2 separate regions of the Mus musculus genome follow, and region 1 is linked to region 2. The links are chromatin loops, found by intact Hi-C in ENCODE. Cell type or tissue: left cerebral cortex. All regions are shown on one strand. Each heading gives the region's core, and the rest is flanking DNA. Links, peaks and the distances in the headings are about the cores only.

Evidence for each region. Hi-C counts contacts between places; a loop is a spot of excess contacts. Peaks named below come from ENCODE experiments on the same cell type or tissue, not always from the same donor. Only the 100,000 strongest peaks of a DNase experiment are listed, where the experiment ranks them.
Region 1: it touches region 2 in a loop (1.9-fold over the local background); 4 of 42 quality-filtered maps call a loop at or near these places.

What each region holds. Positions count from the first base shown.
Region 1 is chr2:90,571,491-90,586,903 of GRCm38, reverse strand. It overlaps Ptprj (protein tyrosine phosphatase, receptor type, J), which reads left to right and starts at 6,309. Exons shown (of 24, transcript NM_008982.6): 1 at 6,309-6,748. The coding sequence starts at 6,653. It overlaps Gm46752, which reads right to left and starts at 6,149. Exons shown (of 3, transcript XR_001783391.2): 1 at 5,988-6,149; 2 at 5,534-5,793; 3 at 1,915-1,954. In left cerebral cortex, for the core only: CTCF peaks have their summits at 6,471 and 7,104; DNase peaks (open chromatin) are centred at 7,120, 7,349, 7,672, 8,786 and 3 more places; H3K4me3 peaks cover 3,360 bases; H3K27ac peaks cover 2,859 bases.
Region 2 is chr2:90,519,668-90,535,080 of GRCm38, reverse strand. All of the region lies in intron 1 of Ptprj (protein tyrosine phosphatase, receptor type, J), which reads left to right. Among named protein-coding and RNA genes, the nearest start is that of Ptprj, 53 kb to the left of the region's middle. In left cerebral cortex, for the core only: no CTCF peak of the experiment used is centred there; DNase peaks (open chromatin) are centred at 7,822, 8,272, 9,030, 11,573 and 1 more place; H3K27ac peaks cover 1,825 bases.

The DNA.
Region 1 (15,413 bases), core at 3,308-11,307, 53 kb before region 2:
TCAGTGGACTTGGCCAGTTCCTCCCACACTTGCATGGTCTTACAAACCTACTATGCAGCTTGTTGAAATGTAGATTTAGACTCAGTAGGCCTCTGACCAGGCCAGAAGTTCTGCCTTTTTTGGACAGATTTCCAGGGCTTGTCCAAGCTATTGGTCAGGAACCCATACTATTGACAGGCAGACTTTAGAGGTTGTTTCTGTTCTCAGGATACCTCTGCCTCTGCTGTATGTCCAGCCCCGGCTCTTGTGAGTAAAACAGATGGCACATCCAGGACACAGCATTCCTTTGCTGGCTCAGTTTGTCTGAGTTTAGTTTGTTAGTGTGCTTGTTAGTCTGTTCTCTGGGGTCATGATAAACACCCAAGACAATCAGGAGGATAGGCACATTTTGGCTCCCAGTTTCGGAGGCTCCAGTATATGGTCACTTGACCTTTTTGCTTCAGGCTTGTGGTGGGGCCACGAGACATGACCTAAGCATGGGGTGAAAGAAAGTTGTTCATCTCAGAACCTCAAAAGTCTCGGTGTCTCTTTTGATGGCATGTCCCACTGGCCTTAACTACATCCACAAGGCTCCATCTTCTAAAGGATCTCTCAAGGGCATCTACCATCTCTTAAGGGCAACATAGGTTGGTGTGGAATCCTTTAGCCTTTGAAGGACATATAAAAGCCAAACCATGGGATTCTCTAAACCTCTCTGCCCCTTTACAGGAGCAACTGACAATATTCTAGATGCCTTCTGCCCCAGCAGATGGGGCTGAGGCGGCTGAGGAAGCACACAATGAAGACTGATCCTCAGCTAACTTGAGGTGGACATGAAATGAGCCTTAAGTGTTCGAGATTTAGGAGGCTGTCTGCTGTGGCAGCAGCAGAACCTAGTCCATCCTGACCAATTCACAAACACCCCTCACTGTGTAGCCCTTGGCTGGCCTGGAACTCCCAGACATATAGACATGGCTGGCTTAGAATTCCCAGAGATCCACCTGTCTTTGCCTCCTGAGTGCGGGGATTTCTGACGTGTGCTACCTGTGGCCAATATATAGGATTTGAACTTGGTCCATCTGGTCCAAAAGACATACTCTTTTTTATCATATATATCTGCTCCAGATCATCTAGAAAGAGATGTTAAGACTTGAAAACATGCCCATAGCACTTACTTTACAGGAAACATTACAAGTGCTTCAGCTATTTTAATGCAACGCTGAGAGATATAGATGATCAACATCAGCATCTTCACTGATGATAGATAAGGATATTGGAGCATAGAGAACCTACGGAACTGTGTTCAGGATCACACAGTTAAGTCATGGCAGTATTTGAACTAAGTAGCTGACTCTACTGCAAGAATCATACATACACCTACTACATTTGGTTCCTAAAGGCAAAGCCATCTGTCTGTCTGTTCCTAAAGGCAAAACCATCTGTCTGTCTGTCTGCCTAATTATATACTTATACATATAATTAAGCTATCTGTCTTTCTATCTATCTAAGTATCTATCTATCTATCTATCTATCTATCTATTTAGATTATAGGATACTTTCTTCTCTATCAGCAATTATTGCAGATTATTTCTTATACTGATTTCAGAAACCTAGATATTCTATATTCCTAGCACAATGTGATTAGATTTTATTTTCAATTTGGAAAGAAGGGGAGTCGGAGACCTCTGGGCCTGAACCCACTCATCTTTTCTAGACTTTTCATCTCTCAGCTCTTCCTTTGTTTGAGGGGCTATTCCCACAGAAGGCTCCTCTGCATTCTGTCCCCTGCCTGCCACTTCTGGGCATTGTGCAGTTGTTTCAGGGCTGTCTTAGTCAGTGTTCTATTTCTGTGAAGAGACACCATGACCATAGCAACTCTTATAAAGGAAAGCATTTTACTGGGGCTTGCTTACAGTTTTAGAGGTTTAGTCCATTATCTTCATGGCAGGGAGCATGGCAGGATGCAGACTGGTACCTGAGAATTAAACATACAGGCAAATATGAAGACAGCAGGAAGAAAAAGAGACTGGGCTTTTCAAATAGTGCTACTGTCTGGTGACAAAGTGTTCAAATCTATAAGCCCATGGGGCTATTCTTACTCAAAGCACCACACAAGCCTTGGACAAAAGCTCTTTGTCTTTTAGGACCCGAGTTCCCTTGCTACTTCCTCTTTCTAGGTATTCGAAGACCATGGATCTTGGGTCTGTCTTGCCAGGGTATGAAGATCTTTGGTCCTCCTAGCTTTGAAGGAGGGCTGGAGACACAGAAGCAAGTGGGATTATCATGTCACGGAATGCAGGGGACCCTTGAAAGCAACGGCTGTCCCTCCTACATCCTTAGGTGGCTGCACTGAAAAATGTGTTACACACAGCTGACTCTTTGGAAGTCAAGCATTTTTTCTATAACACACACACACACACACACACACACACACGAGAGAGAGAGAGAGAGAGAGAGAGAGAGAGAGAGAGAGAGAGAGAGAGAGAGAGAGAGAGAGAAGTAAAGAATTAGGGAAATACTTAACGATGCAAATGCTTGAAGTCAGAAACTCAGAAACAGAAAAGGTCACCACGGCACTCCAAAGCTGTGAACTTGGGCAGGTGATTCAGGCTTTTGTGAGGGAGGAATTAAGGTCTGATAGATGAACATGGCATTCTAACTATAGCCCAGTAACTAGTCCACAGGAAACATCCTGTTCATATTATGAAGATAAAGTGCTACTTTTTCTTTTTCTTCTTTTTCACAAAGATTTTTTTTTTCCTTAAAGTCTTCCTTTCCATTCTGATTCCATTCAAGTTAGCAAGGCAGGAAGGTCTCAGGGCAGCCATGCCTGCAGCATTAGCTAATCAGACTCTCAAGAAACATTCCATTCCGCTTAGGAGGACCTTGGAGAATGGTTTGCTCATGGTGGCTTTTAAAGTACACAGAGGGTTGCCAGGCTGAAAGGACTCCCTCTGGGGCTGGTGACCTGGTTTGAGGCCAGTGCCCAGCAAGCCTGCCTCCTGCTGGGATGTAGGATGCTATTAAGGACGCGTCTTCCTCTTCTCAGTTGTGTGTGGGGTGAAGTGGAAGTCACAAATTCTATCTCTTAACTTTCTAAAATTGGTGGGAGACAGGCTTAAGAACACAATAATAAAAGCAACAGTTACAGACTGCCCACAAGAGCACTTGACGTCACCTTTTATCTGCAAACATCAAGAGGTGAGGTATTATGGCAGAGTGCCAAGAGAGAAATGGTTTCAGTTCCTGGTTTTATCATACACAGCTTCGTGACCTTGCATAAATAACTGGTTCTCTATCAACCATTTATTTTTATCTATCCATGTATCTCTTTGTAAATAATTATTATTAGAGACACGATACAGGTAGCTTAATAGAATTGTCTAAGCATGTTTGACAACAAGGAGTGCTCAAAGAGCTGGTTTAAAATACGAAGTCCCAGTATCACCCTATAGAGTTTTAAGGAAAGACCCAGTTGCCCCTCCAACCCCAGTCTTGCCAGTGTCTCCTCCTTCTTGTTCTGGTATTTTTATGTGCCTGTCCCTATAGTCAATAAAACTTTAGCCTTTGTGTGAAGGGGAAATGATAGAAAAAAGGTCCATTAGCATTATACTGTATATTCTCAAGGCACATGTATATATTGAACTTTGTAAAATAGATTTATTTCTGAAAAGCTGTTTTGCAAACAGAATATGGTATGAGTGTGTGTGTGTGCTTGTACATATGAGTGTATGTATGTGTGTTGTCTAGGTATATAATTAGTGTCTTATTTTGCTATTCAAAGGCATGCACTTAGTTTAATTAAGTAAGTACAACAGGAATGACTGCTATTTGCTGTGAATGCAATGATGAGCAAGACACAGGCCCTGTCTTTGGGCAGCTTACTTAGCTCCACGAGGACGGCAGTCAAATAGACAGAGGGGATCTAGCTCAGCTGCTAGGGTGCCTGCCTAGCATGCATGGAGCTGTGGACTCAGTCCTCAGCAGTGCATAAGTGGGGTGTGGTGATGCATGTTTACAGTCCTGGCACTTAAGCATAGAGAGAGGAGGATCAGAAGTTTGAGGTCATTCTTCAGGTATATTTGAAGTTAGGGGTCAGCTTGGGCTACCTGGGACCTTTTTATAAAACAAAACAACTCCATAAATTCAAAACTGTGGTTAAATAGAATTAAGCATTGGCAGCTATGGTTCACAGAAGACAAGTATATAACACCATTCTAACTGCAAAGAGAGACTGTGGTATCCCTTTGCCTAGGGAATGATTCTTCCCTAGTCTGTCTTTGCAAAGAATCCATGTTCCCCATCAGGTAACCACACATTTTAAGAGCCCCAGCTCCTACAATGTACTGAACATGCTAGGCATCGTGAAGATGCCACAGAGTAGGCAGAGGAGATGAGGTCCCGCCCACAAGGAGTTTCCAACTAGCACTGTTCAGGGTTCATTTCTCATACAGAGTATCAGTTCATCTTGATTTGTTTATTATGCACGTATTAACCCCTTCTCAGAGAAGGCTGTTAGTTCTTAAACGGTCACTACCTCTTAAATGGGGGCATACATTCTACCCAGTAGGAAATCAAAGGGCATGCAGGAGTTCATACCCCTGTTGACAGAACCAAGATGTGAATCTGTGGCAACTGGGATGGTGCAAGGTCTGTGAGGATCAGGGGCAGGTACAGTTCTATTAGCATTATAACTCCTTTCCTCTGGGCACCATGGAAGGTGCTTTATTTATTTATTTGTTTATTTTTATTTTTTAATTTTTTTGAGATGAAGTCTCTTTATGATGTTACCCCAGCTGTCCTGGAAATCACTCTGTAGACCAGGCTGGACTTGAATTTACCTCCTCCTGTTTCTGCCTCCTGATTGCTGTGACTAAAGCTGTGTGCTACCATGCCTGGCTGGTGTGAGTGCTTTTAAAAAACACCTGTTTCTGCCTCAAGAAGAGTGAGGCAGGGAGGAACATAACTCCTGTGGGCTGTGATAACCAGATAGTGTTTAATCAAATGCAAAATACCAGAGGACAGGTGCAGCCCCTTTCCCCTCTGTTCTCTGCGTGAAGCTGGGACTCTGAGGCCCAAGGGATGCCTAGAAGCAGGCTGGACACCTGGTGGTCTACATTCCAGTTCTCATAGGGTCCAGACTAGATTCACTTCACTATCTTGGCTGCTCAGGTCTTCCCAAATAGAACGCTCCTGTTTCTCTGTTTCTCAGAAGGTCAAGGTTGAAGAATCTGCCTTCTGATTTTTTTTTTTTTTTTTTTTTTTTTTTTTGCCAAGTTGCTCCCACTTCCTGCCACACTGCTCCCCTCTCTCTGCCCGGTGAAACCCAACCATCCATCAAAGCCCAGCTCAAGTGTCACCTCTTCCTTTGGTCAGAATCAGTCTTTCCCTCCCTAGCATGCCTTGGTTTGGTACTGTCTGTCATTACTTCTAGGTGCAGTAGATAGAGCTCTTTGGTTTCCTCTCGTGAGCCTGGGCACAGTAGCAGTATTCGTGGTAATTTGTAACTCCTTTCAGATCAGGACTTGTGATGACAGCTGCCAGATGGGCTCACCTTATGTCCCACCCTCTTTGGGACTTTACCCATGATCTCATTTAATCGCCAGGCAAGTCTCGGTAGACAGGTACCCGTAGTATCTTCCTGTTACACAGGAGCATAGAGTGGTCAAGAGAGGTGAGGCATCTCTCTCCAAGTCACACAACCAGGATTACACAGTTAGTATATAGCACAGCTGGGCTTGCCATATGCCACAGCTGGGGCTCTAATCACTGGACCAGCTTCTGTGCAGGCTCTCTGACTTCCTGGCCCAGCGTCTGGGGAGAGAACAGAATACATGGTGTGCTTCCAATAGTTTCGGGGGGTTCACCCACACCCTCCCCCAAAGCCCACCCACGGGCCAGGCTTCACCAGATTGCGGTCTAGAAGCAAGCACGACTGTGACCTGGGCAAGAGGCACGCTCAAGCCAGAGCCAGGGAGGGAGTCCCAGGCTGAAGAGTCCCTACTGACCCATCCATACTAGCTCGTGGCTCTGGAACAGTGGAGCAGCGTCCCGGGTCCCGAGTCCCAGGAATGTGGGAGGGCTAGGCGGACAGGGAGGGGGCGCTTCCTCCGGCCGCGGGAGGGGAGACGCCAGAGCGTGCACCGGGCTCGCCACCGCCCACTCCCCGCCCGCCGCCAGCTCGCTGGGGGCGGGGGCCGCGGCGAGAGGGCGGCGAGGGGCCGCGGAGCACGGCAGCGGCCGGCCCGCCCGAGCGGGAGGAAGCGATGAATATTCAGAGGGGGAGGGGAAGAGAGGGGGCCGAGCGCTCGGCGCGGCTCCCTGCAGCCGGAGCCGCATGACGCGCGGAGGAGGCAGAGGGAGCAGCCGGGGCCGCGGGAGCCGGGAGCTGGGAGCCACGCGCGGAGGGTGGGCGCCGCTCGCTCCGCCCCGCGAAGCCCCTGCGAGTCTAAGGCCGCGGCCGCTCCGCGCCAGGCGCGCTAGGCTCCGCCGTGTGGCCGCCGCCGCCGCCGCTGCCATGTCCCCGGGGAAGCCCGGGGCGGGCGGAGCGGGGACTAGGCGGACCGGCTGGCGGAGAAGGAGGCGGAGGCGTCGGCTGGAGACGGAGACGAGGGCGCCCGGCTTCGGGCACACGGCGGGGCGCGTCCCGGGCACGTTCCAGGGCGCGCAGGGCATGAAGCCCGCGGCGCGGGAGACGCGGACACCCCCGCGCTCGCCCGGGCTCCGCTGGGCGCTGCTGCCGCTGCTGCTGTTGCTACGCCAGGGCCAGGTAAGCTCTCGAGTGGGCCTGGGCGTGTGGTAGGAAGACGCGGGCCGAATTGGCATCGCCTGCACCTGCCCGGGTGTCACCCGTTCCAGGAACACCCGGCGAGGGTCTGAGAGATCGTGGTCCTGGGAGCCTTCCTCCTGGAGGAGGCTGGCAGGGATCTTGGCCAGCCTCCTGCTCCCGCCACTCAGCCCCTTCCCTGGCTCCCGGGTGCCAGGGGAAGGGCAGGATTCCGGGGTCCCCAGGGTGTCCCCCGCCGTGCCCGTTGACTCTTCCATAGAAGCTCCCGCATGGGCTGCAGGCGGCGGTGGCCCGGCCTTTCCCGGAGCTGGTCACGTCTGGCCAGCGCGGGCCCTGCTTGCGCGCCCGAAGCGGCCGGAGGGGGCGTGTTTGCGGAGGGCTGTGGATGCGGAGCAGGGACGGCCTGGCTGAGCCGAGGCCGACCTACGACCCGGCCTGGAGGGGCACGAGGGCTTGGACAGAAGGGCAGTGGCGGTGGCCGGGTGCTTGGGGACAGGCCCTGGCGCTGGGCGGTGGGCGAAGCGCCGGACTCAGAACCGAGGGCGCTTTTTGTGGGGGAAAGTTCCCAGCCTTGCCAAGGTGGCCGCTCAAAGGCGTCCCTTGAGGCTGCTGGCTCTGTTCTCATCATCGCTCCTGAGATAGTGCTGGCTTTTCTGGGTGTGCATTCGTGCTTTGTGGGCGCTAGCTATACCCCTCCCCTCCAGACTTTTCTTTTCTTTCTTTTTTTTTTTTCCTTGCTTCACTTTTTTTTTTCCGATAATGGTGGGACTCGAATTTTGGATCTTTTCTCTCAGTGGTATTTTCATGGCAGGGGATGTGATGCAAGGCAGCTGGGGGGACATTCCCATTTTGCAGATAGGGAACTGAGGGAGAGAAGTGAAAGAGTGGAATCACCCAGCTGGTGCTGCGGGAGCTGAGCAAGCGAGTTCTGCCTCACAGCCTTCTGGGAACTGGCTGTGGTCTTGAACTCTGCAGCTGAAAGTGGCCTGGAGGATGCTCTTGTCTTGCTTTTTGCTAATGAAAGTCTCACTTGCTTTATAGGTACCAGCTCTAAACAGACAGTGAGACACAAATGAAGCATAGGCTGGGGATGGAAACTGACTTTGAGAGAAAGCTTTGCACACACACAGACACGGGAGGGAGGGAGGGAGGGAGGGAGAGAGAGAGGGAGAGAGGGAGAGAGAGAGAGAGAGAGAGAGAGAGAGAGAGAGAGAGAGAGAGAGAGAGAGAATGAGAATATGAATTGTTCTAGAGGAAACATAGGCACTGGGGCAGCAGAGCAGGCGGGCAGAAGAAGGGAGCCTGAGTCTGGGCCTGAACTAATTGTCAGCAAGGGTAACTTATAGTTTCTAAAGCAGGATTTGCACAGGACTCGTGGTGTTGTCCCCAGCAAATAATTCTTTACTGGACTGGGTAAGAGCTGAGTCTGAAGAAGAACCAGAGTTGATTTTGCCCCTTTTCCCCAATTCCATCTTTAGCAAAAAGCATCTGCAGGAATGGGGGAGGGGACACACCATTTCATAGTAGAATTGTTTGAATGGCTTCCATTGAAGAGTGAAAGAATTTTGTAAATATATATTATATATGTACACCACTTTTCATATAAAGCCTTTTCAGATGGGATTGGGGATTTATTGGGGAACATTGTGGATGGGCTGTCTTCATCCTTTCCCTGTAGGAAATTCATGCACAGCAGTCTTTGACGTTAAAGAAAAAGAACTGCTTCTTATTTGAAGTTCCCCTTCTCCAAGAATTCGCTATGCAGACTAGGGTGGCTTCAAGCTCATTGAGATCTGTTTGCTTTTGTGTTCCATGTACAGGATGGTGTGGTCTTGAAATTCTCTTGAACTAAAATTTATATTATAGAAACATTTGAGCTACATTTCTCTTTAGTTTAATTTGATTATACATATGTATATGTATGTATCTGACTTTTGTTTCAACAATAGTAGAAGTTGCAAGCTGTGCTTTGAATCAGCAAAAAGTATCTTGGGTAAATTTATCTCTTGCCCAATCCTTCCTTGTGTTTCTTTAGCACATTGCTACCCTCCGCCTGCCTTGGGTTTGCTTATTTCCTTCCTCTAGTTTGTTCTGTAGAAACTCGAGAGTCCTGTCTTCATATTCTTGTTTTTGTATTTGTTACAAAATAGGAAATATAAAAGGTTTCATGAAGAAATATCTCCAAAAACAATCCTTTTCAGCAGTTTCATTTTGATATGGACTCTTGCAGGGGATCGGCACCTTCTCTCTCTCTCTCTCTCTCCCTCTCTCTGGTGCTGGGGATGGAACCCAGGGTAGGGGATGCGCTCTACCACCAAGTTACATTCTCAGTTTTAGAGAAGCCCTGCGCTTTTGAAGTGACTCAGAGACTGTGTCAGGGGCAGATAGGATGGGTCATTGAGTAAGAGTTCTTGCTACACAAACATGAGGATCTGAGTTCAAATCCCTAGGGCCAGTGTAAGATGTGGAGTGTGGTTGTGTGTGCCTGGAACGGGCATACTCTGGGGTGTGGAGACTCACTGGGGCTTGTTGGCTGCCCAGGAAGAGACCCTGTCTGAAAGGAATACGATTCTGTGTCCTCTGCCCAGTGCAAGCACAGGCATGTGTATCCATACACATGTACATATTATACTGAAAACACATAGACCCTTATCCTCAGCCTCCCCCCCCTTTAAAAATAAGCTCCCCTCCTTTTTTTTTTTTTTTGGACAGGGTTTTTTTTTTTTTTTTTTTTTTATGTTGCCAGCCCTGGCTGGTAGAACTCATTATATAAACCAGGCTGCCCTTGAACTCACAGAGATCTGCCTGCCTCTGCCTCTCAAGTTTTGGGATTGAATTTGAGCACCAGCATGCTTGGTGCTAGCTCTGGTGGTTGAAGACAGCTCCAGCCCTTCAAACCTCTTAGATGAGGACATTGGACTTGAGAGAAGAGGTTATTTGGCAAGATAGGATTATAAAAAAGCCAAGAGTAGAGCTTGAGTTACCAGTCTGGGCCTAGGCTTTTTGGCTGTGTTTTCTCTTCGAGCACAGTGCTGTGTTACTGTATGCCCCAAACTGCTTACAAATTGAGTTTAAGAGTCAATTAGAGCAGGCTTACAATTATCTCCAGCTCCAGGGGCTCTGACCTTCTCTTTTGATCTCCACAGGCACCAATACAAATGTGACAGACAGTCACATAGTTAGACACACATACACATCAATAAAAGAAAAATAATAAATCTTTTAAAAGTCAATTAGATTTGAAATATTTTTGATTTGTGTGTGTGTGTGTGTGTAGAAAGTAAGAGGGAACTTCTTTGATGGCTTCCCTAATGTTGATTTTTCTTTTCAGAAGAGGCTTTCTTATTTATTATAGTACAAGCAACAGAAATGGGGAGGGAAAGAAAGGAAAGGGAAAAAAAGGTCACAGAAAAGACCCAGCTCTGTTTGGACACCGATGAGGACAGGGCGTGGAAGCTGGAAACTGAGATGCCGGAAGCATCAGTACTTAGTAGGCCCGGAAAAGCCATTTTTGAAACTAGCATCTCACTCCCTTTCTCCAAGACAGGACGGGCAGTCAGAGATGACCCTAGTGCAAGGACTTTCATGGGTGTGCTATCTTAACTGGTCCATTTCTGAGTGCATTCGTACTCTCTAGTTTTGGTTTATGTATGTATTAGGCAGTGTGGCAAAGTGATCTCTCCTTCCTCTCTTGAGACATATAGTCCTGTTAGGTTCCTTAATCAGCTTGACAGCAGTCTGTATTAAAATAGATGCTGATGATAGCGACAAAACAAAAACAACTGGTAGCCACTTGGTCTCACAGTGTTCCTTTTTGCTTTGTCTTGTGTCATTTGGTGGGTGATAACTTTGTATTTTTATGTCTTGTGGCTAATCTATAAGCCTGATTATTTTCCTGCTTCAACCAGAGTACACACACTAAATATTTTGGCTCCTCTTATAACTGCTTTTTAAGTTCTCACAGGAGTGACTTTATTTTTGTTTTGCTTCAGAACAACAAAGGAAAACCCAACCATTCTGTTTTGTTTGCAGACAGTTTAAGAAAACAGAGCAAATTGGTTTATGGTTAGTCTGTGACTTTGGGCTAACTTCAAGTTCAGCCCCAGGACAAAGATGACCAGGAATACCCAAGCTTTCCTGAGCAGAGAGAATCCTGGCTCCAGAGTGAGCAATTTTGGTCAGCAAAGAGGTTATTTAGCTCCTAAAAGTAATGCTTGAGGCTGGGGCCGAGTTTCTGGATGACTGTAGGCCTGGCTTTAGCCAGTGCATCACGAGTAATTACTTCTTAGTTCATTCACTTCTTGGCCAGGGGAATTATTTTGAGTGGCGGATAAGATGCAATTTTCTGTGTATTTCCCTTTTAGCATCATGCCACCGATAATATTATAATTAATAGGTAGCATTAGGTGTGTCGGGCACTGTGTTAGGGCTTTTAATGAACTGTCTCATTTGGCCATTTCAGAAGTTCTGGTGGTAGCTGCTGCGCATGTTCTCAGTTTATGATTCCCAAGTAGAGCCAGGTTGCTCTGTTGCTCCAGTTTCCTGTTCTGTGCTGTAGAAGTCCTGGTGATGTCGAGGTTTTCAGTGTGTAACTGAGCATCGATGCCAGGCTTTTGTGGCAAGAGATAGGCTTGAGGGTCCCGAACCTTGATAGGCCTGAGAATTATTTTGGATTCTTTGTGTCCCAAATTATGTCACACCTTCAGGCCCCTCATGGCTACTTCTGTTTCTTTGAAGCCTGAGTATGTATACAAAGGCACACCTGCCTTGTGTGGGTAAACTGAAGTGGAAGAGCCTGGGTGTGGGCTTGCTCTGCCATTCAGTAGTTACAAGAACAAGCCAGTCACTCTCTGTGACTCTTCATTTCCTTATCTGGGAGCTGGAACTAATACTTCCTGCTTAGCTGGGTGGTGGGGGGATCAAATAAGATAGAAGGACCGCTGTCAAGTAAAACCTGAAGCCTGATGCATTTGTTCGAAGTGGTTGCTGCTGTTATGTGGGGGCATTTCAGGGTAGTAAGGGAAGAAATGGGACTTTGAGTCATTAGTTCCCAGAACAAATATTTGTTAAATGTTTCTCCAAGGTGTTTTATCTTTTTGATGTTAGGTATTATTTTACTTAGCAAAACAGTATTTGTAAACTATATCAAGCCCATGATTTTATAGTCAGACTAGGCTGCATATGGGCTCATAATAAGGAAATTTGTTTAAATATAATAGTGAATCCCGAGGAAGCAGTCTGAGTAAATGATCTTTAGGTGTGAGGTGGTTTTGGGAAACTACACAGGTGATAAATGCTTAGTTTGGGGCCAGTCCCAAAGCCAAGGCGATTCTGGGAAAGAAGAGATTGCTTTCTTATGGGCCGTGAGGGTGGGGATGATTTAGATGACCAGATACATAGTCACAGTGGCGATGTTGGCAGTGCGTCATCCCTGAGGTCCCTTTAGAGAGAGAGCTGGCGCTGGACTTGCCAGAGAAGGAATGGTTGGTGGGTGGGTGGGTGGGGGTGGGGGGGGGGTGGGCAAAGAGTCCCTGGGTGGAGACCTGTGGAAGTGTCAGAAATCTCTGACTAGAGAAGTCTACCGCGGGCTTATCACCATCTGGTAGGGCTGGCTTTCCAGTGCCTTTTCTGGTGACCCCTCAGAGGACAGGAGATGTAGGAAACTTGTTATTACTTCCTTATTAGTGACAGCTGTAGCCGTCCTATTGTCTCAGAATTTCCATGGCATGGAAATGCCTGGGTTGGGGGGTAGCGGCGATGAGATGGCCGAAGCGAGCGCGCGGCTCCCACAGAACCTCTAATTTTAGACATGCAAATAATTTTCAGTTCCACTTTTCCTTCTTCCTGTTAGAGGGAAGCCGTACCCTGCTGCTGCCATTTCTGAAGCTTGTGCAGACAATGCTGGTATTATGTCACAAACTAGCTGCTTCTCCGGGGCAGGAGTGTGTGTGTGTGTGTGTGTGTGTGTGTGTGTGTGTGTATGTATGTGTGTGTGGTTATTTTCCTGGGTAGATGTGCCAGGGGCCAGCCCAGTGTAATTTCATGCCTTCTGAATAACTGAGCGATATTAAAACATGGCACCGGCATGAACTTTATAGCGATGCTGTCTTTCTTTTTGACAGGTAATGAGACTTTGAGTAGAAGGAAAGAATTGTTTCCCTAAAGGAGTGAAAACGTGGGATTTTGTGTCGTTTGAGTTGTTTCCTTTAGTAGCCCTTTTTTATTTATTTCTGACCCAGGATATCACTGTGTCTCCCAGGATGCTCTTGAACTGGCGTTCCCCTTGTATCTGCTTCCTTAGTGAGCGGAGGTTTACAGGTGCACACCACCAAGCCCAGACTTCTCTTTCTTCCTTCCCAACCCCCACCCCCTCTCTCTTTCTTCTTTACACAGAGTCTCACAGTATAGCCTTTTGTTAGTCTCAAATTCACTATATAGACTAGTCTGGCCTTGAACTCATAAAGATCTCCCTATCTCTGCCTCCCTAGTGCTGGGAGGAAGGGGTGTACCACCTTGCCCTGGCATACTCAGCTATTAATAAACTCTTTAGAGTGGTTTTTTTTTTTTTTTCTTTTTCGTGGTGCTGAGATTGGAACCCAGGGCCTCTCATGTACAGAGCAAGCACTCTCTACATCTTTAGCCCCTGGACTAGTAAAAATCCCTTGGAAGCCCAGATTAACCCCCCCCCCCCCGCCCCAGTGTGAACCCGTGTACATTAGACCCTCCATTTCTGTGTTCTTGCTTCTAGGGTCCAGTCAGACGTGCTCAGCTGAGGCTAGGATTACTAAGTAGAATATTTTGAGAGAGCAACCACAGTCACATCATTTTTGTTAGAGTGTATTGTTATAACATTCCATTTTTATTAGTTTATTATTGCTAATATCTTACTGTATCTAATTTATAAATCAAATTTTATCATAGATATGTCTTGTTACAAAGATTATTATATATAATGTATGTGGAGGTCAGCCATGGCTTTAGGCTCTGAGAGTCTTGGAGTGTCTCCTCCATGGGAAATGCAAGGCTACTGTACTGTAGGCTCAGAAAGCTATCAGTCCTATTTAAAGATAGAGTATTTATTTATTTATTTATTTGAGGCAAACCTTGAATTCCCAGATATGCCCCTGCCTCAGCGTCTGGGAGTATACTACATGCCTTGCCAAAACAGACTTCCAGGAAAATTTCTTCTTGTGATGAACAGGTGCTGAGAGGTAGAATGGTCAGAGGTTCTTCATTCTCAGCTACACAGTAAGTTTAGGACTGGCTGCATTACACGCCATGTCTCATGCCCCAGTCCTGAAAATGGTTCTGTGGGCTGGCCATGTAGCATTTGCCTAACACCAGGTTTGATACCCAGCATTTCCCTATAAACACTACATTTTTATTTGTGTGCATGCGGTGTGTACACCATGAAGCATGAGTGGCAGTCAGAGGAAACAGGAGAGTTGGTCCTCTCCTTCTACCTTGTTAGTCCTGGGGTTCAAACTCAGGTCATCAGGTTTGGTGGCAAGTGCCTTTACCTACTGATCCATCCTGGTGGCCCATACAAGCTACTTATAGAGCATATTATATACATGTTATGCTTGGTACGTAGCCTCCTAATTTATCCAGTTATTTTGGAGATTATGCCAGTTTTTAACCTGTGTAAACCTATTCTTTTAACTAACTTCCTGAAAGCCAGCCATATGGGCCTTCCTTCCCAGTGGGCCCTCGGCTGTTTCCGTGTGACCCCTCCCCCTCCCTCAAGTCCTTCTCCTGGAATGCCTTTGGTGTTTATTTTTTGTAACTGTCACAGTAAAACACAACGAGTTAAGAATTATGGAAGCCTGGGGTGGTTGCTGTGAAAATTGCAGAGGTAGTAAATAGCTGAGAGGCTCTCCACTGGTGTAGTTCTGTCTGGTCCTAGGATTGCAGAAATAGGAGCGGCGGCACTGCTTAAAGCTCAGAGCTCTTGAATGGTTTTTGGAACTGTTGCCCCATTGCACCTACAAATGTGGGTGTAAAGAGACCTGCTTCTCCATACCCTCACCTGGGTTGAGGATTGTTAAACTTCTATGTGTGTGCAAATCTGAGAGGTTAAAAAAGTTTATCATGAAAATTGTTTGTATCTTTAATTTTGAGTTAGTTGAATATCTTCTTCAGTGTCTGGGGTGGGGTGTTTACTTGTTATTGACTCTTGAAAAAAAGAAAAAAAGAAAAAGAGAAAAAGAGAAAAAGAAAAAAAGAGAAAAAGAGAAAAAGAGAAAAAGAGAAAAAGAGAAAAAAAGAAAAAAGAAAAAAAGGAAAAAAGGAAAAAAAAGAAAAAGAGAAAAAGAAAAAAAGAGAAAAAGAGAAAAAAAGAAAAAAAGAAAAAAAAAAGAAAAAAATTCTTTTTGGGCCGGGGAGATGGTTCACTTGATAAAGTACTTGGCGTGCTAAAATAAAGACCAAGGAGTTTGGATCCTGGCGTCTGTGTAAAAGCCTTGAATAGAGGTCTGTGCTCGGGAAAGAGGCAGGGTGGAAGCAGGAGGATCCCTGGAACTTGCTGGCTTGCCAGTGTAGCCAGTGAGTGAGCTCTGGGTTTGGTTAAAAATCTGCCTCAAGGGCTGGAGAGATGGCTCAGCGGTTAAGAGCACCGACTGCTCTTCCAGAGGTCCTGAGTTCAATT
Region 2 (15,413 bases), core at 4,530-12,529:
GCAGATAGCCACCATGTGGTAGGTGGCAGAGCAGAGAATGGAAGTCCTCACGCATGGCTCGGATGGCCCCGGCCCTGCTGTTCACAAGGCTCACTTCAGATCACTCTTCTTTGCTTCTTAAGCATGACCCCTTCACACGGTTTGTCTTCTCAGCCCCCGGTGCCTTTGCAGCTGCTGTGTCTGTCATGTGGAACCCTTCTCTTTATGGCATGTCACGTCACTTTGACTTCTCTGCAGTTGAGGCTGCTGTGCTGCCTTGCCCATAGGAAGCTTGTAGTGAATTCTGTTCTTCATGCCCAAGATTGATTGCTTCCAGTGGTGGGGGTGGGGATGGGGAGGCTTGACAGTGTTGACAGTGGAGATGTCAGTTTTTACACAGGCAACTTTCCCCCTATTTAGTTCCCTAGGGAGGACATTTATTAAGTGACTGGTAATATCTTGAGTTTTGAGCACTTACAATATGCTGATTGCTCTTTGCAAATTCTTTAATCTTTACAACTCCCAGGGAATTAGGTTTTGTTATTCAGGCTTGGTGACCCTTTGGCCCAGCAAAGCAAGTGTTCATCCCTGACCCCCCCCCCCCCCCAACATGGCCTGTGTGAGGCTAAAGGGCTCAATTGTGACAGTAATGGTTAAGGGTGCCCTCCAATTTGCCAAGTGGCAAGTCTCAGATTTGTTTCTTCAGAAGACAAGCTACGATTCCGTGTTACTCATTTGAATTTTTCCATGACAGAAATCTGCCTGTCTCTGCCTCCCAAGTGCTGGGATTAAAGGCGTGCGCCACCACTGCCTGGCGGTTCGTGTGTTTTCACTTGTTTGCAGCCTCCACAAATGTGCTTTCCGCTCTGTTACTACCAAGCAATGAGGGAGAAAGAGATGCTTCTAAAACATGGGTATGATGGTCTCACCCTCCCTGGTCCCCTGGTGGCCACTCTTTTCTCCTGCGTTTGCCCCAATCATGGAGAGCTCTAGGTTATTCCATGCAGGTATGCACTTCTCTTTTCTGGGCCTTTTGGGCTATAGATAGATGTTACTTCTTTCCAGATTTCACTTTCTCTCCACCGCCTTCCCCACACTCAACCCACTTGGGAGTTTAGGCAGGTCAGGTCTGTCCTGGGTCTGCCTCTCTGCTGAGCTGTGCCGCTGACTGTGCTGTGTTTGGCGTCTGCTAGCCTGCTTACCTCTTGAACCAGGCATCTTGGCTCTGTCACTTCTGTCTCTACTCAGTGCCTTGCACACGGTAAGAACTCAGGGAAGGATTAGAGAGAAAACAAAGAGTGTTTCTCTTAGGTTTGTGTAGTAAGTACCACTTGTTGAATGACTCCTGAGTGCATTATGTAGCTTATCATTAACCATAATGGCATATCTAGGTACATGGAGATATTGCTAGTTACATCATGGAGATGAAAAGCTTGAGGACTCTATTTCTTAGGTTAAGAAATGTTTCACACACATGCACACACACACACACACACACACTCACACACGCACTCACTCTGGAGAGGGGTAGTTTGAATTTATGTGAGGACCAACTAGGAAATGTTTATTGACTCAGTAAAGGTCCTATTGTTTTGATTGGGTCTGTCAGGATTTATTAAATGCTGTCAGGAGTTGACATCCTTATTAGACAAGCCTTTTGTGAGAGACACAGGGTTGATGGATGGGGGCATTGTGATGGTGGGAATTATGTTATAAGAGATCTCTTTAGTATCTTCTTGGTCATATGAGTTTTATTTGCCCACTAGGACGTGACAGAGACTCTGAGTAGTCAGAGAAAACATCCCCTATGTTTTTCTCATGAATAGGACACTCTGTGTTCTGGATTGTGGCTCACTGGAGCCAGCACGTGGTGTCTTTTTTTCTAACATTGAACCAGTAGGCTTTCTCATTTTGGGGTTGTCAAGGGGAAGATCTGTGTGTCATGGAAAACACCACCTCCTCTCTCAAGCTTGAGAAAGTTTGTTTTGAATTACAAGAGTAATTTGTCTTTTTAAGTGAAGTCCTGGCTGAATTTGAACTCATTATGTAGACCAGGTTGGCCTGGAACTCAGAGGTCTGCCTGCCCCTGCAGGATTAAAGGTGTGTGTTACTGTGCTCAGATAAGAGTGCTCTTAACCAACTTAGTAGAAATTAATGTGTAAAGCCAGTGGCATGTCTTGGAGATATATGATGTATTCCATGCTGGGGAAGAGGGCAGCAGTTGAGAGCACTGGAGGACTATAGACATTTGTAAAAATAGATCTGTAGCCCCAGTGTGTGTGTGTGTGTGTGCCCAATGTAAAGAAGAAAAAGGGAGGAATGTAAAAAGAGGAGTAAAAGAAGAGAGAGAAGTGGGGAGAGAGAAAGGGAGAGGATGTTGTTTCAGAGAACAGAGCTTCCCTAAATGTAAGACTTATACAGATATCATGAACAATATCCATTTTGAGCCATGGAATCAGGCTCACCTTTGACCTGTTATGAAAGATTTCTAAGAGTATATAAATGCAGTTGATGTGCTTTCTTAGAGAAAGAGCACACCCCTACAGCGTGGGTTTTGACCTGCCAGGCCTGGAACCTGGTCCATGCACAGACAGTGGTCTTTATAGCCTTTGATTATCTTTCTTTTAGGCAGGACTTTCTATTTTGGCCCCGTATTTAGCAATGAGGTCACATTTAGTCAGATCTTGTTCTTTTCCAAGAGAACAGGACCACACCCCTCAGGCCGGAAGGACGCAGGCAGAGGCCTGTGGAGACCAGGGCTTCTTGGCTTGAGGGTGGAGGGACTAGAGAGTTAACTAATACAGTCAAGAGCCTCAGTTTTTGTCCTTAGGGAGAAAAAAAAATTCATTGTTCAACTAAGTAGAACAAGTGCCACCTGTATGAGATGGTGGGCGTTCCAAGCAGAATAGGGAAGGAAATGGTTGAGGTTCTATTTTATCCTTTCTTGAGTTATTCAGCCCTCGCTGCACCTCAATAGGGATGGTTCAAGACTGGCAAGGTCTGATGAGATGGGTCAAGGGATCCTTGTGGACAAGTGTGGGAGTTCCCGGAGAGGCGCAGCTATAGTGGCATCATACCTGATCCTGGGCCATTCTACAGGGGGGGGGGGGAGGGGGAGGATAAGGACACGGGGCCTGGGGGAGGGTGTAAGCGACTCTGTCAATACCTTTCTGTTTTACGAGTAGTTCTGAAGTCCATGCTGACTGGCTGGATGGTGGCAGTAAATCTTTGATGTCTTGAAAAAGGACCACTGTTCTTTGAAGAGAGTTGCAAGCCTTTGCCAGTGTTTTGAGACTGGGAAGTTCTAGTCCTAGGTGGTTAATTTGCTCCAAGGGTTTTTGTAGCACTTGGTGTGTTTCTTCTTCCTTGAGGACTGGGCTTGAGGGAAGGCCTACACAGTTTGTAGAGCTCAGGCCCTCAGAGTTTTCCCCGAGATGGTGTGTTATATTTTGGCTTTTCCACTTGTGTTTATTTCAAGGTTGCTCTCCAACCCTGTCCCCAGTGGGTTCAAACTAGTTACTTGCTCAGCTGGCTGTAGGGTTGACTGCCTCAGTGGATGCCCCCAGGAAGGTGGGAGGTGTGTCCTCCAGTGAGGACTACTGTACAGCTGGGAAGATTCACAGCTGCTCTAAGGTCAGTCCTCTTGGGTGGTGAAGGCCCAAGGGGCACCACAGTGTTTGGGTCTAAGCCTCAGTCTGAGTAGTTAAGGGTGGTGACCTATCTTCAATGCTTATTGGGTTGTTAGTGATGGTGAACAGAAGATTAACTGTTTATCACCTAGGTTTGGGATTTCATAAGAAGCCAGTCAGGTTGGTAGGCTGACAGCTTGGCTGCTTTTCTTTCCCATTCCCCACGTGAGGAAAGGGAGATGGTATAAGATCAGGAGCTGGTGTTTCTTCTGCAGCTCCCCCAAAACCAGGGTAAGGATAGCAGGCCAAGTCATCAGGACCTCAGAGACCAGCGTATGAGGGAGTAGGAGTGGTAACGGGGCGCAGCAGTGGGTAGTGGTGGGATAGAGGTCTTCACGGTTGATGAAGCTTTGTGTGTGGTCCCAGACAGCTTCTGGTCACAATAGGTTATCAGAATTTTTTTTTGGGGGGGGAGGGAGGGGTTGATCTCACATGCTTGCTGGGACTTTGCCTGTATCACTGCCTCCCAGGGTCACATCTGCTATCCAAGTACCCCCCCCCCCCCACCTTGGCATGTCTATCATGTTCTTTCCCTGCACAAATGGTGGGACTTGGGATTTTTGTCTTAGGGAACATTTTTGTGTCTTGGAGGGTTAGCTTGGATTTTGACCTTGTACGTGTTACAGGTGGGCTGGTTTTGGTCTGGGAGTCTGCAGAGTCTGTTTTGTCAGCCAGTGGAAAGAGACCCCAGAGAAGCTTTGGGAGCTGGGCTCCTGGCAGAGTGGGCCTTGAACTGCTTCTTCACTAGAGTGCCTTCAGTGCCCATATGAACCACACTATGAACTGGACTGCACCGTGAGCAGTGCATCATCTTCTGAGATGTACGTCTTTGTAGTTCTTGCTGCATGGAGCCTGGTGGCAAGCTTCTCTTTACTGTCTCCTCACCTCGTCCAAGTAAAAACCTGGGGCTGCCTGCTCAAAATGGCTGCAGCTCTCAGGGATCTTTCTTATGAGAATTGAGTTTGTTCCCTTTTCCTTGGCTCCCCTCCTCTCCATCCTCTGGTCTGATGGGGACAGAGGAGACTTGCTGGGGTACCTGAGTTAAGTAGAACCCACTTTTTAGACTCTTGCTGTGGCCTTGTCTTTCTTATCAGCTCCTCTCTCTGCAGGCCACAGCCCTGCTCTGCTGCCTTCTGCAGGGGTGAGGGAGTACCTGACAGGAGTAGGAGTTTACGTTTGTTCTCCTGGGTGGAGGAGATCAGGATGCAGATGCCATGCATGTCAAGTACAACCTCTTTGTTTTCTTCCTGGTCTCTCTGGAGCTCTGCCCGGGCAGTACTGTATGGAGGCCTAGGGCTAGCATTGGCGCATCCCCTGGCTCGTTCAATCCTCATGCTAAGAGAGCCTTGTAATGTCTCTGTCTTAGATTGGAGGAAATGGACGACAGAACTCCTTGTTCCAAGGGTCACTTTCATTCATTTGTTCATTCCATGGGCAATTATGGAGTCTACTGTGTGCTGTGCTCTGGCTTCATATTGGCTTTGGTAGATAGGAGTGACAGGCTCTCTGGTCTCAGAAATCTGAGGGTTTCTCTATGAGCTCACAAGCAAACTTTGAAAAAAGTTTAAAGTTGTACCTGGCCTGGTGGTGAAGCCTGTAACCCCAGCTGCTCAGTGTGCTGAGGAAGAAATGTAGAAGACAGAGCAGGTTCAAGATTGGCGTGAGTGATTTATCAAGACTCCGTCTCAAAGTAGGAAGCAAAAAAGGGGCTCAGTGGCTCTGAGACAGTTGTTCAGTTCACCAATTGTGCTTGCTTTGAAATGTAAAGATCTGAGTCTGGCTCCTCAGCACCTACCTAAGAAGCCATCTATGGTGTGTCTCTAACCCGGTGTTGAGACGGAGGAGACAGGCGGACTCCTGGAGCTTGATGGCTGACTAGTTTAGCTTATTAGTGAGGTCCAGGTTCAGTGAGAGACCCTGTCTCAGACATTAAGTGGGGGATAGGCTGAAGAGATGGCTTAGCGATCTTACAGAGAGCTCAGAGCAGTTCCCAGCATACACGGGCAGCTGGCAACCACCTGTCACTCCAGTCCTAGAGGTTCTGACACCCTCTTCTGGCCTCCATAGGCACTGTGTGCATATGGTGCTCATATATACCGGTAGTCAAAGCATACACAACAAGAAAAAAACATTTAAAAATGTAGGGAGTGACTGAAGAAGATACCCAATGCAGCAGAACTCTGGGACACAACACACAAAGCCACGAAGGACATTAACACACACACACACACACACACACACACTCACACACACACACACAAAGTGAATAAATAAGTAGATAGAGACTGTGGTAGGTGGTAGTCCTCCGTAGTAGAGTGTTTGCCTGGCATGTGTGATGCACCTAATTCCCAGCACCACAAACACAACTGTTTGACTTCGTTAACAAGCCAAGGGAAGCCCATGACTGAGCTTGTAAACGAGACTCAGAAGAGTCTTGAGGTCTGAGGCAGCAGAGGATGCTGTCTGATGAAATGCATTTGACTGTCTTCATGCACATTTCAGTTGGGGTTTGGGCAAAAGTTTATTAAACTTGCTGAAAGAACAAACAGAATGAATAAGCAAACCCAACAACATCAACAACAAAAAAACCAAACCTGAAACAACCCCCCCCAAACAAAGCCATAAGTAAAAAATAAACAAAGGTCAGGTGAGATGGAACCTAGTAGCCTGCTGTATGGCCATCCTGTCAAAAGCATCAAACAGCTACCATCCCTGAAACAACAAAACAAAACAAAACCTCACCAAAACACTTGAAAAAGTTTCTAAACTGGACCCGGTGGCGCCTGACAACAACCCTGGCATTCAGGGTTCTGAGACACGAGGCTCTTGAGTTGAAGGCTAGCTTGGGCTGCGTAGTGAGATCGTAGGTGCTGGTGGATAGCTCAGAGGTAGAGTACTTGGCTTTGGGTTTGATCTTAAGCACTGCACCTGCCCTCCAACACAAACACATATAAGGAAACAAGATGATTTAAAATATAAACTTCTCACATCCTTGACTTGCATTACTTTTGACTCCTGATCACATTTGTAGAAAAATGGAAGTGTGGAAATTCCTCCACTGCACGTGAACATGAGGGCGACCTGGGAGGGTGACTCAGCCTGGTGGGTGCTCTGGTAGTTCTTCGGAAACAGATTTTCCACTGTGCATGCAGTATGCACTTCTCATGGGGCTTTTGTGGGGTTCCGAGCTTTCTGGGCTGGCTGTTGCCAGTTTGATGGGGTTCTAGTCATTAGTGGCTGTCTTGGGGGATGCTGTGGACGTCACTGTCCATGTAACCCAACAGATGTGTTGAAGGGGTTTAGGGTCTCATCTGCTTCTGTTTCCTTGGGCACGTGCCTTTACCAGCTGAGCCATCGGCTCTGAGGAACTGTTTTTTTTTTTGGTGGGAGTACTATGTGTTGTGTGTTTGTGTGGTGTGTGTGTGTGGGGGGATTCATGTGAGTGTGCAGACCAGCTTTGAACTCCTGATCCTCCTTCTCCATTCAATGTTTCTTCAACTATAAAAGAAAACTACTAAAAAATATGTGCCTTGGGGCAAGAGACATGGCTCAGTTAGTAACAGAACTTGCTCTCCAAACATGACGACCTGAGCTTGGATTCCCAGGACACATATGAAAAGCTGGACATAGCTGTACGTACTTGAAACCCCAGCATTGCGGCAGAGACAGGTGGATTGCGAGAGCTCACTGGCAATCCAGCCCAGCTGAAATTCAAGCTTCCCACTCAGTTAAGAGACCCCGTCTCAAGGTAGGAGGGCAGTGGGTGACAGGGTGCCTGATGGCGTGGGCTTTGCATGCACACATGTGAGTACACATATTGGCATACTTATATGACAATTGGTTGTCCCCCCCCCCCCCCAGCCCTCCTCTCAAACCAAATCAACCAGACAAAAAAACCACAACACAACAATACAGAACATTCAAAAATCTCAGTAAAGTCAACCGTTGCCTGGGTAGTCGGGGAGTCTCCACTTTCTCCCAAAGAACATTCGTTGCTTAGAGTAAATTTTCACTGATGTTCAGAGTCAAACATTTTATTTCTGAGCCTTCCATTTTGGCAGGGCTCAAGCCTGCACTGGTAATGTTTGGTGCTGGGTAATGCTTTGTTTTGGAGGCTGTTTTATGCACGGCAGGATGCCAGCAGCATCAGAAGCACCCCTTTTCTACCCAGCCCAGTTGTAGTAACCGGAGTGTTTGCAGGCATAGCCAGATATGCCCAGTGGGTTAAAATCTCACTCAGTGGAGCACATTGAGTTATAGCAACAATGTCAAACTCCACACTGGGGTACTCAGTGAATGGAGACAGGCCGAGTACGTTTGACACGGAGACTGGCTTAAGAAACCTGGAAGACCCTGTTGTTTTAACTATAGGGCTCTGTGGGGAATGGCAGCTTGACACGGACCTTATGTGAGGATGGCCTTTTAGAATGAAAATTAAATTGCAGCAGAGCCTGCCTTTGGAGGCCTCATCTGTGAAGCTCCCTTTTTAGGAATTTGCAGAGAGAGAGGGAGAAAAAAAAAACCCTCCTAGCTTTAGAGTTACTGGAGCTTTGTGAATAAAAGTGCTTTTTGTTGAAGAGCCAACCGAAAGCTGGAAGGTCTTTCTTTGAGTCCTCTGACACTCAGGAAATGTACAGCGAGCTGAAAACATTCCTGTGCTGTGTGGAGCGAGCACCCTGGCGAGCCTGCTTTTCTGGTTCTATAGCCTCTGCAGTCAGATGGCTTGTGAATGCGTGGTTTTGTGGCATGTCACAGAAGTATGCTGGTTTTTGTACACAGAGCTGATAAAGCCTGCTGTGTTTTATCAACTATGGTTGCGTTCTTGATTAAGTTTATTTGTATTGTATTGTTTATTGGTCTATGTGTATATGTGTGTGGGGGCAGGCAGGTCGATGTTACGTGTCTTCTTGTATTACTTTCCACATTATTTCCTTAGACCGTGTTTCTCAATGAGCTCAGAATTTACTAGTCTGCTGGATTGGCTGGCTAGCAAGCCCCGGGTCCTCCTGTCTCTGCCTTTTTAATGTTGCATTACCATGGTTCTGTGAGAACTCAGGCTTCACACACTTTATAGACAACCATCTTCCCAGCCCTTACTTTTATTTTTGAACCAAGATTTCATGTAGCCCAGAGTGGCTTCAAACTCTCTCTGTAGCTGACCTAATTTGGCCCTTCTGCCTCCATTTACCAAGTGTTGACATTCCAGGTGTGTGCCAGTGTGCCGAGCTAAGTTTATTTCTAAGAGCAGTTTTAGGCTTACGGCTGCGTTAAGTAGAAGAAATTTCAGAAATTTCATATCCCCTCGTCAAACCTACAAATTCAGCAACCACACTTGGCACCATCCATTCAGGATGGCAGATGCAGCGACTCTTCCGCAGTGCCGTTATCTCGCAGACGCCCTGGTTCACTTCAGGGCTCACTTGCGGCAGTGTGCGTTCTGTGGCTTTGGATAGGCACGTAGTGGCATAGGATGGTGATTCCTTTTTCCTGAGTTCCTTTAGGACCCACGTTGGCCCACACATCCATTTGTCAGAATGCCTCAGTGCCTGCTATGTACCAGGCTGTTTTTGAGCCTTTGAGCAATTATTTGGAAAGTTAATTAAACGTCAGTCAGAGGCTTTGGTCATGGCTTGTGCTAAGAAAATGTAATTTCTTAGCTTCGCACACAGCAGTAAAAGCAGAGGACTTACTTATTTATTTTTGATGATAAGCTCATTTTCTCAGTTTGGTGAAGTAGAGCTGTCTGGTTCGGTCTGAACCAGGGATTGGTGTGCTCTCTTCTGTAGCAAGCAGCCTTTTTTAGAGGCTACCTCCCTGTTCTTATCTTTGGTATAACTGGTGGGTGTAGCTCTCCTATGAATCTTGGTACATCTAACAGGGTACCTGGTGGACATTTCTGTCTTCTCATCCGTGTACCACAGCTGCCGCGGGGAAATGGCCAATTAACTGATGACGTCTTTGATTCTGGGGTACCTGTTTTTGTTATTCCCAGGGCCTAATAGGAATAGCTTCCATCCAGGGCTCTTGCTACTGTTGGGCTATTAAGTGGGGAAAGTTAAGTACCTGGCACAAGGTTATCTTAGGTGAAACTGGACTGAGGTTCAGCCTTCAGCTACCCACGAGCCTTTTCTTGCCTCTTCGGTGGTTGTTAAAGATCAAGAACTTAGAAAATGAAGGAGGATGTTAATGGAGAGATGACATTTACAGATAAACACTGTCCACATCCACATTCTTGCTGTATTTCTTAGGGTTTTATCCCCAGAGCACATTATAGACATGATTGTATGGTATTCCTGAAGTGATCATATGACAGAAATGATTCTTTTGGTGTTCTATTATGAATGGTTTCTCTTATTGGTAACTTTTTTTTTTAATACCCCGTTGTTAGTAGTTAGCAGTCTAGAACATATTTTTTTTTGGTAAGAATTTTAAGTTTACCAGTCTTATTACTCTGCATTTCATGATTTTGGGCATGTCATTTTCATAAAAGGTTAGGTATGAAGTGCTACCGTGAGTGTGTGCGTGCGTGTGTGTGTGTGGGCGTGTACGCACTGAAGCATGCACTGTGTTTGAGTGTCAAGGCTCTGGGGTGGTGGTGGTGGTGGTGGTGGTGGGATCCAAGCTAAAGCCGGAGGACTCTTACATTTGGTCTCCAGGTCAAGCTACTTGAGATCTTTTTGACTTAGAGGAAGTTATTTGATTATATTATTTCCACTCCCATACATAAGGAAGTATGGAAGATGTTTTTTCTCCTGATGACTTTGTTAACCTGCAAAAGTGGAAAAATATGCTCCTTTTTTTCCTAGTGACTTTCAGGGTTCTGTGAGGTGGGACTCAGCTGATGGCCTATGTCTTTATGGTTCTATTTCTGCGAGGCAGCCCCTGAGCTCTGGGCTTGGCGTAATTACTCTCGGCTTTTCACAGCATCCCCGTGAGGGCCATGAAGGAGTTAGCTCATGGGCCATATAATAGGACTGGGATTTAAGGCCCAGCTCCTGTGCGTGGGGCTCGGGAAGACTCTGTATGTTCTGCTCTGTCGTCGGGTTCCCGTGTAGTTCCTAATTGGTGATTTTCACACCCCATTGGGCATTTAATGCCAGGAGGCCTTCTGAGGGTGCTATTGGCCTTGGGTGGATTGAGGCCAGTGATGTGGCTTAGAACTATTTCCTCAGCCGCAGCTCCTGCATTCCCAGTGTGTGAAGTTCAGGGATGGAGACACCCTATGGGAAGCAATAACCGTGAAGAAACTGTGCTTTTAGGAGGCAGCCAGGAGGAAGTGGGAGCAGGTGTGCCTGGCAGTGTGATCTCTTCCCAATTTCATCATCTGGAACCAAGCAGCTAAACTTTTTCAGGTTAGAGGTTAGGAGATGTTTCTTCTCTGGCATCGTGAGCATACATTCTGGAGTTAGACTCCTTAGGTATGCATCCTTCCATCCCCGCAGGCTTTGAGGAAGACACTCTCATCTGAGCATCATTTCCTTGTCTTCTAAATATAGTCACATGGCCAAGACCATGATGAGCCCTGGGACATTGAGAGCACTGGGAAATGAGCACCCATAAATGAAATGGATGAGGATGATGGAGGGTGGTACTTTAGCGAACAGTCAGGTAGCAGGCTTGCTCCATGAACTTCAGTTGCATTTTGAGAATTGACCTGTCTGCAAATCACATGCCACATACTCTGTCTGTATTGCCTGATTTTAAATGGACTCTTCTCTCAGGTGAAGACTAAGACTTACAGATGTTGGAAGACCTGCCCAGTGTCTAAGTGGTTTATCACCATCTTCTGACTTTGGTATCATTTTGAACCCTAAATGTCTGCCGCCCCTGTGGTCTTGCTGAATACACTGGGTCTCCCGATGTTTCCCTTGCTGATGCCTTTTCATGGGAAACGTTGAGTGGGAGCTCTGACTCAGACTGGTGCTGATTCTGTATTACCATGGAGTCTGTTTTACACCAGAACAAGTTAATAAGCCTGACTGTGAATTTCATCACTGGTAAAGTCAGATCACCTCTGGTGTCTCCCAAGGTGTTTGGGAGGATGAAATGAAGGGAATAAATGTATCTCCTATCTATCCATACTCCACTATGATGCTGGTGCATGTAGGGACTCAACATACACCAAGGTGTGTTTATGAAGTAATATGGAGCATGTTTTTGCCTGGGTGATTGCCTGTGAGCATGGAACCGTAATTTTTCATGTCTTCAAAGCCCCAAATCTCTGCAGGTCTCCTAGGTAATCCTATCCTATCCTATCCTATCCTATCCTTTTGCTTGCTTTTTTTTTTTTTTTTTTTGTCCTCTGTTCTTTTCCCTTCCACCCGTGCTAGTCTGATTGTCCTGATAAGTTCTGGTCTGGGAAGGCTTAAGGGCAGGTCTTGTGACGGACATGTGAAGTAGAGCACCATGACATGTTCAAAGCACTCAGAAGAGCCCACGGCACTCTATTTCAAGGAAACTAGCTTGCCAGGCAGGCTGGTACACAAGGGCCTGTCTGCCGTTCCACATGCAGATGGGTTTGGGAAAGTTGGGGATGGTGGTGTCTGAGAGTGCCATTCCACAGGTAGGCCTCCCGGTCAGGTCTAGGAAATACCACTGTGACTCTCTTATCTTTGGCCCCGGCATTGACCTGGGGATTTTTCAGGACTCTGCTTGGCTCGGCCCTGCTAATGCTGGGTCTAACCAGCAGTGTTGAAGATGTGCCAGGGTACTCTGATCCCTTTCCAGGCTTTGCGAGTCTGTTTTTCCAGCTCGGTTACTTGCTGGCACACATAGGTCAATATACAAGGTGTTCTTGGAGACGCCAGGGCCTAATGTTGACTTTTGCTTCCTGGGATGTGTTCTGTGGAGGAAGTGGGTTTTCAGGTGGTGGTGGGAATGGGATGTGGTCTGGAGTGATTGGTACTGCACACAGAGAATAAGGTTAGCTAGGAGGGGGGAGCTTCCCCCTGCTTTGTGCTCTTGGGCTGAAGTGCCTCAAAGGGAGCTTTGTGAGTTGGGGAGGTGCCCTGAATTCTGTGTGTAATTTTAACATTTGAAATAGCAGGCAGAAGCACACGTGTTCGCTTTATTGCATATACTTAATTTATTTCTGCCAAAAATGTATAAGAAGCAAGTTCAAATCCTGACTTTGACATTTATTTGCTAGTTGTGTGAGCTCTTGCCATTATATTTAGCCTTGCTCTCTGAGCTTCGTGTTCCTGGGTTCAAAAAAAAAAAAAGCAGAACAAAACTCATAGTTACAAGGTTTTCTTGCATAATTGTCTGTAAAGTACTCAGTGTACAGTTCTTGCTACAAAGCAATTTGGTAATGGTAGCTTTTATCCTAATTATTAGAGAGGCAGTTGGGTATGGTAGTGATGGTGACAGTCCTGGCAGTGACAGTTACTGAGTGCTTTCAGTGTGTCAGCTGTTCTTCCAAGTACTGTGTATCAGTTAGCACATTTAATCCTCATGATAACCCAAGGAAGTAGATGATGTCATAACCTCTTTATTGATAATACATGCAGGCACAGAGAGGTTAACTAACTTGTCCACCATTGACTGGCTAACGAACAGAAGCAGAGTGGGGCCTTTAGAATCAGAATGTCTGGCTGGCCCAGTTGCATACCTTCTGGTGGGGTGACCAACCATGAAGTATTTAACCATCAAATAAACGCATGATACAGAACCTCCACCACCCTCAGACATTGCTGTCTAGTGGCGTTTAATAGTAGTGCTTAGGCCTCATTTGCTGATTAACTAACTAGAGAGGTGAGTCTGAGGTTCCAAAGAGTTGTGAAAGTCAAGGTAGATGTTATTGTCAATGTTTTTGACGTGCTTAATGTTGGAGTTTAAACAACACCCCCATATCAACGACCTGAGAGGCACAGTGTAAAAAACAAAGGGAGAGACCAAACACTATCTTTATTACCCATAGCAGCTCAGGTGGAGGCTATGTCTTAGATGTGAACCTGAGGTTCAGTAGTGCACCCACCAGTCGTGGGTAGAGCGCTAGGATCGGTAGTGGTATGGATAGTCACAAGTAGATATTCACAGAGGAGATAGCACACTCTTGCTCCCTGGGAAGATGGAGCACGTACAAGGTGGAATTTTTGTGGGAAGTTCCTCATATCTGGAAACCAAAAGATGCCAGTTGTGTAAAGGAAGGCCTCGGTCCTCTCCCTTGAGAACAGGGACACAGTTTGTACCATTGGGCCCAGCTTGTTTCTCCCCTCAGTTCCTGGCCATTCGGTTCTTCCAGTTGTTCCTAGGAAAAGCTTTGGAGTCCTCCTTGAAGCCTGTCCTATGAAACCTGTATCCGGCCTACCTACCTGTCTGTGGGCTTGACCTACAGAGCAAATGCAGGATCTGAACGTTTCTCATACCTCCTGGCTACTGCTTGGGTCCAAGTCATTGTCACTTTTGGTCTTGATGGCCACTTATCTGTTCTCTCTACATGTGCCACAAACCCTCTTGTGTCTGCTTCTACAAGGCAACTAGAATGCCTTTTTTAAAAATTGAAATTGGATTACTTATTTTTCCTTGAGCTAACCCTCCATGGTCCTTATTTTCCCTCAGGGAGAAAGATCCTTACAAAGCCTGATACAATCTGTCACTGTCACCCTTACTTCCTCCCTTCTTACCTGCTCTGAATGGCGCCAGTGGCCCTGCTACCTCCTAGACCATGTCAGTCTCTTGAATGCCTTTGGGTTACTCAGAACTTCCCCTAAAGTATAGCTAGTCCTTAACTTGCAACAGTTTAACTTAGATTTTCTTTTTTTGGTGAGAGGAGAGGCTTGAGACAGGGTTTCATGTAGCCCAGGCTGGCCTCAAACTTGCTGCACACTGGAGGGAGGGATGTTCTTGAACTTCCGATCCTCCTGCTTCTACACTGAACATGCTGGGATTACACGAATGTGCTACCATATCTGGTTGCAGTAGAAATAAGAAAGTTATTATGTGCCTGTGCATTTTCATGAGCCATGATGCACGTGTGGAAAGGTATAGCCTGTGGATAGTCAGTTCTTTCCTTCTACCATGTGGGTCCTGAGCATGGATCTCAGGTCACAAGGCTTGGTTATGAGTGCCTTAACCCACTGAGCCATCTCACCAGCTCCCAACTCAGCGTGTTTTATGATAGTGTAAAAGTGCTACACATTCAGGGGAAACTCTGGATTGTGATTTGTGATCTTTCCCTTGCTTAGTGATATAGAGTTGAAGACTTTTTGCATTGCTGCATTGAGCAGTGGTCCATAGCTCCCAGCCAGCCAGATGAGATGGCCAATACTTTATCATCAGTTAAGCCCACTGTAGGTGAAGGTAGGTGTCCACAGCAGGTTCGAGGTAAGCTTGGGTATTTGGTGGTGCAGGTGTTTTAGTGTTATTCAGCTTTAGATTGTAAAGGGTTTGTTTGGGCATAGCCCACGTCCTGCAGCTCCCTCGAATTCCTGATCGATCTTTAACCCTAATCTATTTTTACCCAAAGCATTGATTTGTCTCTGTTATACAAGTGTTGCTCCTTTCTAAGCGAGGAGTCAGGTTGCTTGAGGAAGCTTGCCTGCTTTGTTACCTATTGTCTCTCTAGCCTCTGTGGCAGCACCTGGGTACGCAGGAGGGTCAAGAATAAAACCCTATGGTCAATTTTGGGGGTTGTGCTCTGTGTATTTGGGCTGGAGCAAGACAAGCTGGCCTATAAGGAGGTGTCCACTGGCATCCTCTTCCTGATCAATGGGTAGCTCCTGTTGTTAAGTCCCTTTTAGGGAT